Regions from separate parts of the Homo sapiens genome. Here region 2 is linked to region 1. A link is a loop called in an ENCODE intact Hi-C map of the cell type or tissue named here. Cell type or tissue: Calu3. All regions are shown on one strand.

Region 1 (4,000 bases):
GATTCAATCCAAGCCCTATCAAAATGCCAATGTCATTTTTTTCATAGAAATAGAGAAAAAATTTAAATTTGTATGGAACTGAAAAAGAACCTGAATAGTCAAAGCAATCCTGAACAAAAAGGACAAAGCTGGAGGCATCACACTACCTGACTTCAAAATATATTGCAAGACTATAGTAACCAAAACAGCATGGTATTGATATAAGAACAAGCACATAGACCAATGGAAGAGAATAGAAAATCCAGAAATAAATCCACATATTTCTAGACAACTGATTTTCAACCATGGTGCTAAGAACATACATTGAGGAGAGGACATGGGAAGCTGGATATCAATATACAGAAGAATGAAACTAGACTCCTATCTCTCACCATATATAAAAATCAACTCAAGATGGATTAAAGACTTAAACATAAGACTGAAACTATAAAATTAATAGAAGAAAACATAGGGAAAACACTTTATGGCATTGGTCTAGGCAAAGATTTTATCGCTAAGACCTCAAAAGCACAGGGAGCAAAAACAAAAATAGAAAAAATGGGATTATATTAAATTTAAAAAGTGTCTGCACAGCAAGGAAACAATCAACAGAGTGAAGAGACAATCTACTGAATTGGAGAAAATATTTTCAAACTCTTCATCAGACAAGGAACTAATACCCAGGTTATGTCAGAAACTCAAACAACTAAGTGATGTTAGGCATATATATATCATCAGGGAAATGCAAATCAAATGTGATATCTACCACAATGAGATATCATCTCATCCCAGTTAGAATGGCTATTATTAAAAAGACAAAAAAAAAAAAACAAGTGCTAGTAAGATGATGCAGAGAAGAGAAAATTTTTATACATGGTTGATGGGAATGTAAATTAGTACAGCCACTATGGAAAACAGTATGAAGATTCTCAAAAAGTAAAAACAGAGTTACCATATGACCCAGTAATCCCACTACTGGATATTTATCTGTAGGAAAATAAATCAGTATATCAAAGAGATACCCATACTCACATGTTTATTGCAGCACTATTCATAATAACAAATATATGGAATTAACCTAAATGTCAATCAATGGACAAATGAATAAAAAAAAGTGTTATATGTACAAGGTGGAATATTATTAAGCCATTGAAAAGGAATGGAACTATGTCATTTTGAGCAACATGGATGGAACTGGAGTTCCATTATGTTAAGTGAAATAAGCTAGACACAGAAAAATAAATTTTGTATGTTCTCTCTCATATGTGAAAGCTAAAAAATTTGATCTCATGGAGACAGAGAGTAGAATGATAAATACCAGAGGCTGGAATGGGGTGTGGGTGGGAGGGGAGGATGATGAGAGGTTGTTTAATGGATACAAACATACAGTTAGATAGAAGGTATATGTTTATATGTTTGACAGCAGAGCGGGGTGACTGTAGTTAGCAACAATGTATTGTATATTTCAAAGTAGCTAGAAGAGAGAACTTGAAATATCCCCAACATACAGAAATGATAAATACTCAAGGTAACAGATACCCCAAATACCCTGACTTGATCATTACACTTTCTATGCATGTAACAAAATATCATATATACCTCCATAAATATGTAAAATATTATGTATTAATACAAAAATGGCTGGCTGTTAATGAATATAACTAGCTTACCAGAGCCCTCTAGCTGCCCTCTTTCTGCAATAGTGATGACTAGGAAGTTGCTAAGCTTTTTCACCCTTGTATAGCACCTTGATATTTCCTGTGTGAGTCACACCATTACTATCCCTCCAACAACAGAGGCTGAAAAAAATTACACTCCAGGCCTTGTTTCTCACACAATAGGGCTTGGCAGCATGCTCCACCCTCAGATTCTATTCCTAGGGCTTACCCTCCAAGGAGTCTGCAATGGACTGGATGTTTTTGTCTCCCCTTTTTCCTCCCAAATTCATATGATAAAAAGCTCATCCTAATGTGATGGTATTTGGAGAAGAGGCCTTTGGGAGGTCATTAGGTCATTAGGATGGAATCCTCATGAATGGGATTCAGGCCAGTATAAGAAGAGGCCAGAGAGCTAGCTATTTTTTGCTCTTCTATGTGAGATACAATGAAAAGTCAGATATCTACAAACCAGGAAGTAACCTCTCGCCAGACACTGGATCTGCTGGCTCCTTTATCTTGGACTTGCCAGGCTCCACAACTGTAAGAAATAAATGTTTCTTGATAAAATAAATGTTTGTTGTACCAGTCTATGATAATTTGTTATAGCAGCCTTAACTGACCAAAACAGTAAATATATTACGTACATACAAGATGTGAACACAAACCAAAACTCCTTATTGAGTCCACTAAAGCTTTCCATGAGAGTTCTGAGAATAGTTCTGCCAAAACAAGTGTTGGAAGGAGTATGAAGGGGTTGCTGGAGCTTGGAGGTAGTGACCTACCAATTCAAATTAGATGTTATGTAGCTCATGGTAGATGTGTAGGTAGATAGCTAGCGCCCTTGATTGCCAATGAGTAAGCAATGTTAGTTGAAAAACAGAACTAGAATTAAGGGTAGTTCTGTAGTTAAGGATACAGATTCCCAGGGTACTCCACTATAATCCACACTGTACTTGCAAAGATTAAAATATTATTCAAAAGAAACAAAATTGTATGAAGGAAATTCCAAAATCCCATAGCCTTCATATTCCAAAACCAGGTTTTTTTGAAAAGAATTCCAGGATACATTTCAAAACAGAGAAGTTTCTAATTTTCAGATCATTATTCATTCTGAAGTTATGACAAAGCAACAATTGATTTGAACAGGTAATGCATAATTAATTGAAGTCAATAAATTAGAATTCCCCTTAAGACAGAATCAGTCCTTCTTGTCCTGGATCTTTGGCTGTTTTCAGCAGTTTTGTACTGAGCTAAACTAGATGGGAAGTTTTCCTTAAGAATTTCCAAGGAATGGGAAGAATGGTGAATACTTGGGAGTACATCTTCCTTAGGGAAGGAGAGAAAGGAATGTAGGTTGCACAACCAATATGCAGTAGGTGCTTTATAGATACTATTTATTCACTTGATGTTCTCAAATATCAAAGTTAGTGTTATTATTTTCATTTCGCATATATAGTTAAGCAAGTTGAACACGATCAGTTGACTATTAAGTAGAAGACATAGTACTCAAATGTGACCTGCTGGGCTTCAAAACTCATCTTTTCACTGTCAGATGCCCTGGTATCTATCACAGAGCATGAGTTATCTTCCTACTAAATGCAGATGGTTTAAGAAGAGAATGCAATAATGACTATTATAAGGTCAGCAAGAAGTTCTAGTTCTACAACTGAGCCCTAGAACTTTCTCTCTAAATACTTCAACAGGAGTCTTGTTTCTTCTAATGTTCAACTGCCTTCTGACCCAGGCTGAAGTATTCCTTTGTAATTGGCAGAGTTTCAATTCATAGTGATTCAGTAGTACAGAGAAATGGGTAGGCTTTGATTTTTCAATCCATTTCAGCCACCAAATCTCACTCTGCTCTCCTTTCTTTGGCCTCTAGTGAAGTTGTTGTTGAGCTTTAGTATACATAAAAAACAGCTGATGGAATTGTTTAAAAATGAATGTTTTGGCTTCTATCCTAGAAAGCCAAGAGGTTTGGGGTGAGGCCAAGAATCTGCATTTTTTACAAACATCTCAGGTGATCAGGGAAATCTGAGTTTGTAAGTGCCTTAATTTTCCTTATTACTCTCATTTTCCTTTTATGTTTTTGTTTTAATCTCACACTCTGTTGGGATTGGGATTTCTTTTATAAGCCATGCTCTTTTGTTCTCTGCACTTCTAGAACTGCCCTGCTAGTGTATGGTCTGGGGGTATGAAGGCTCAGGACTAAAACCAGAAAAACAGAGGTAACATCTAATAGCTAGAGGCTCTAAGAGGGAAAATGCTTCAGTTAGGAGGCATAGAAGAGGCTACTAAATAAAATGTTAGTGGTGTAATATTATTCTTCTGGAAAAAATATGGCCATATAGTCAAGACAAACACAA
Region 2 (4,000 bases), 84 kb after region 1:
CTATTACTATGATAACTGAAACAAGTATTTGAACTACCAGGGAAGGAAAGGGGTTGTATTAAATCAAAGTATTTCATGTTTTACAACTAGATGATTTGCCATTCCCTTCTCATTATGTGCTTAAAAGTAAGATGTAATTGTTAACTGAATTATTGAAGTGAGAGTAGCCAAACCAAAAAGGTGACATCCCCTGCCTTTGGCAGAAGATGCATAAACCATGCCACAGGGGAAATGGTTGAGAAAAATACTAGGGCTAAAAATGGATTCAAAAGAAAGGGGACTCTGTGGTTCTGCGGTTCCAGGGATCATAAGAGAAGAAGCAAGTATTTTGCCTATTTATGTCGTTTTTTCATGTCTATAGCTGTTGAATAACTGGCTTAAAGTCTACTGAAAAAAATTTAAACCATACTTATTGTTCTTCTCCCAGATCAATAAATGAAAAAAAAAAAAAAACCACATGACTCAGTTAAATCAAATCCTCTATCAAAACCTGAGTCATTACATGAAGGGAGGAAGCAGATGGATTAAAATGGCCTTTTGTTACAAGGATAATGGCTGCAATTGCTCAGCATGTTCAATATGCCAGAAGCTTTACATAAGCTGCTCTCAGCCCTATATAAGACACTGTAGGATTGGTGTAGTTTCCCCCACTGCACAGGGATCACCAAGACAGAGATGTTATACAGCTTTCCTGGTTCTCCCTGCTTGGACCAGGAAGAGGCCAGGCAGGTCTGTGTGCCTCCAAATTTGTCCATTGTCTCAACTTCTCATTTTCAAGTGAGAGAAAGAGGGAGGTGGGGCAGGGAAAGGCTGGGATGAAATTATTTGAAGAACAAATAATAACATTCTTGTAATAAAAGGAAATCAATCTATGCACAGTGAGTTTTATTTAGTAGTTGAAAAAATGAGAGCCATACTGATCATCATAAGGATTCTGTAAGCTCTGGGGAATAATTGTAGTGGGGGTGGGGAGGATTTAAAGAACCCATAGATAATTCTTCCTCTTCTAAACCCCTTTACACTTTATTTGAGCACATTATCTGGCGATATTAGGGCTCAATAGATATTTGGAACCAATAAGTAAATTTGTGTCTCTATCAAAATAGCATTGGTTTTTTTTTTCATCTTTGTGAAATTAATTCAAACCTAAAAGCTGTTGGAACTTTATTCTGAGCCTTAAGAGGAATGTGGCTATGTAGCCTGAGTCACATGGCATACAGTTGCAACTTCTCTCTTTTCTTTTCCTACAAATGATTAGGAACAGAGATGACTCCCTCCAAACATTACTCCTCTTTACAGCAGTCTTCCTTGGAATGTAGCACAGTGTACTAACCAAATAGCTGTAATGTATGCATTGGCCTTATATGTAAAACGTTTCAACTCTGCTGAAACTGTTTCTGCCTATGTAAGTGAAACCTTAGCTTCCCCACTTTGGAGCACTGACTCCATCCCTTTGGAGTCAGTGTTTCCCAGGTGACTATTGTCAAGTTTTGTACTCAAATAAATTCTACACCTAATAATATTTTTAGAATCTCATTATTAATGGTTGGCACCCTGGATGACGGGTATTTCTGGGTGCTTTAAATCTCCCCTCCTGGGCAGTAAGTATTTTAATATCAATAGCCTCTTACATTTATGCCACACTTTATGGCCAGATTTGGTATACATTATTTTACTCGGTGCAATTCTATGAAGTTTGAAAGACAGGCATTATTTATCCTTGTTTTGAGGACTTTGAGTCTCAGAGAGGTTAAGTGATTTGCCCACAGTCACATAGCTAACAAGTGGGAAAGCTTAAGCTTAAATTAAGGATTTCTAACTTCTGTTCTCTTTCCAACATGCAGAGTCTCTTATGAGAGATTTCTCTTTCGATTCTTCCGTGCAGTTTAACACAGCCAAGCCCTACATCTTGCTCCTAATAATGTTCCGTAAATGTCTGTTGGGTGATTTTTATGAATGAATGGCTGAAAGATGGAAGGAACGAATGAAACATTGTGAACTGGTCTAATGAGATTTGCATTTGGGCGATTTGACTTTCAGATCTGGATGGAAAGTGTTCTACACAATTTTTTTGTCTACTCACATTTCATTTAAATACATGACCTCTGGGAAGTCCTCAAAGGAGATAGCTTTGCTGCACTTTCTAGTTGAAGAATGTTTGGTTTGGGTCCTTTCAGAGGCCATAAATCTCTCTAATTAGTGCCTAATGGTTTTGGGGATGATTCTGAGCAGGTAAGCCATTAATTGAAAGAAGAATGTCATCTGCCACAGAGATTTCTCATTACATTCCATCAAATTCGAAACAGAGTCCAGTTTGGAATTCTTTTATGAACAGTGTAATTACACCACATCCTATAGTGTTTGAAAGTAGCTCTCACATTAGCATCTCTGTCGTGAGTGGGAAGGGATCCATGTAAACAGGAGCTGGGCCAGATGGGTCTCACTAAGACCCTCTCCCCACCCCGTTTCAGCTTCATTAAATTAAGCTATCCCTATGTGTGTGCAAAAGACATAAATCAACCTTTTACTTCTGTATGCATTAAAGAAATGCATCCGCTTCCATTAATTAAAAATCTCTGTTGTTGACAGTGATCAGGGTAGAACAGACGTTTCTTCCGAAGGATTCCAGGGCAGCAGATCCTGGTCAGATGCCACAGGCCTCAGGCAGGCTGGGCAGCAAGCAGAGTTCAGACATGAACCAGCCGTCCTTAACCTTGTCCTTGTCCTGGGAGGGAAGGGGCAGCAACCCAGCCAACCCAGGCCTCTGTTTCTTCACTGCAAAGGGGTGCTATCCAGGGGAACATGGCAGAAACCCTCCATGGCTGTACAGATCACAAGCCCCTGCCCTCATGAGTGGGACTCACTGGGCTTGCCAGTCACATGTAGCAGCAGTCACTTTACCTTGGGGTCTCCAGTTTTCCCCTAACTGTGATCGTTGTTTGTGATTTTCCTTTTCACTTCACCTCCTACCCTCCATCCCTTCCCCGACCCCAAACATACTCATAACCTTTTCAGGCACTCAATGTTTTCTTGCTCTGTTTCTTCCCTTCTCTGTTGCAGTTGCTCCTAAGATATCGATCAATCATTTACATCTTAGTAAGAAGTGTATAGCCAGTGTGACTCTCTCTATATATTATATATCGTATGTTTGTACATATACATATACAGTATGTAGTGTGTACATATTACATACTCCATATATAGTATGTGTATGTACATGAGTGTCTGTGTGTATACTATTAAGCTTAGCACCTCATTATAGGAAAAAAAGGTTTTGTGCCTGATTAAATAATTTTTCAGACTTTCTTCTTATATATCAATGTCCTTTTTCTGTCATAAGACAAATATCATAATAGACAAACTGGGGGAAATTTTTTAAAGTAGAGGAATCTCACCTATAATCCTATCCCCCATAATTGACTGCTATAAATATTTTGATCTATTTTTCCTATTTTCTTCATTTATAAAATAATGAAATATTTTTTGCTTACCATTCATACATTACACCCAATTCAAGAAAAAAAAAAAAACATTTGACATACAATTTTTCTTCTTATTCACCAGAGCTAACAAATGTTCTAAATTTGGTGATTTTTGTGTTAACTGTTCCCATGCATTTCTTTATCTTTTACTACAAATGTATATGTCTATAAACAAAATATGATATTGCTTGCATAACTTTAAGTTTCAAATAAATGACATTATACTACAACTTGCTTTTATTGATCTACAACTTGCTATTTTGCTCAAATTATGGTTTTGAAATATAACTATGTTGATACATGTGGATCTTATAACTGCTCTATAATATTCCACTGTAAGAATATTAGAACCCTCACAGAAGGGAGAAGGCAGTGCTCAAGGGATGTGCTGTGATATCAAAAATTGTCTTTTGATATTCAGAATTCACAGTCCAGGCAGTAGGTAAGTCAGGAGTTGATTATTAAGCTTTTAAAATAATTTTGCAAAACTTCACACACTCAGTATAAATTTAGATTAG

The links. Hi-C counts contacts between places; a loop is a spot of excess contacts. Peaks named below come from ENCODE experiments on the same cell type or tissue, not always from the same donor. Only the 100,000 strongest peaks of a DNase experiment are listed, where the experiment ranks them.
Region 2: a loop joins it to region 1, with 2.9 times the contacts of the local background. A loop is called at or near these places in 7 of 110 quality-filtered maps.

What each region holds. Positions count from the first base shown.
Region 1 is chr5:71,920,995-71,924,994 of GRCh38, forward strand. It overlaps LOC107986382 (a long non-coding RNA gene), which reads right to left. Exons shown (of 3, transcript XR_001742515.2): 2 at 2,107-2,175. Among named protein-coding and RNA genes, the nearest start is that of MAP1B, 180 kb to the right of the region's middle. In Calu3, no CTCF peak of the experiment used is centred here; a DNase peak (open chromatin) is centred at 1,797.
Region 2 is chr5:72,005,282-72,009,281 of GRCh38, forward strand. No RefSeq gene overlaps it. Among named protein-coding and RNA genes, the nearest start is that of MAP1B, 100 kb to the right of the region's middle. In Calu3, no CTCF peak of the experiment used is centred here; no DNase peak of the experiment used is centred here.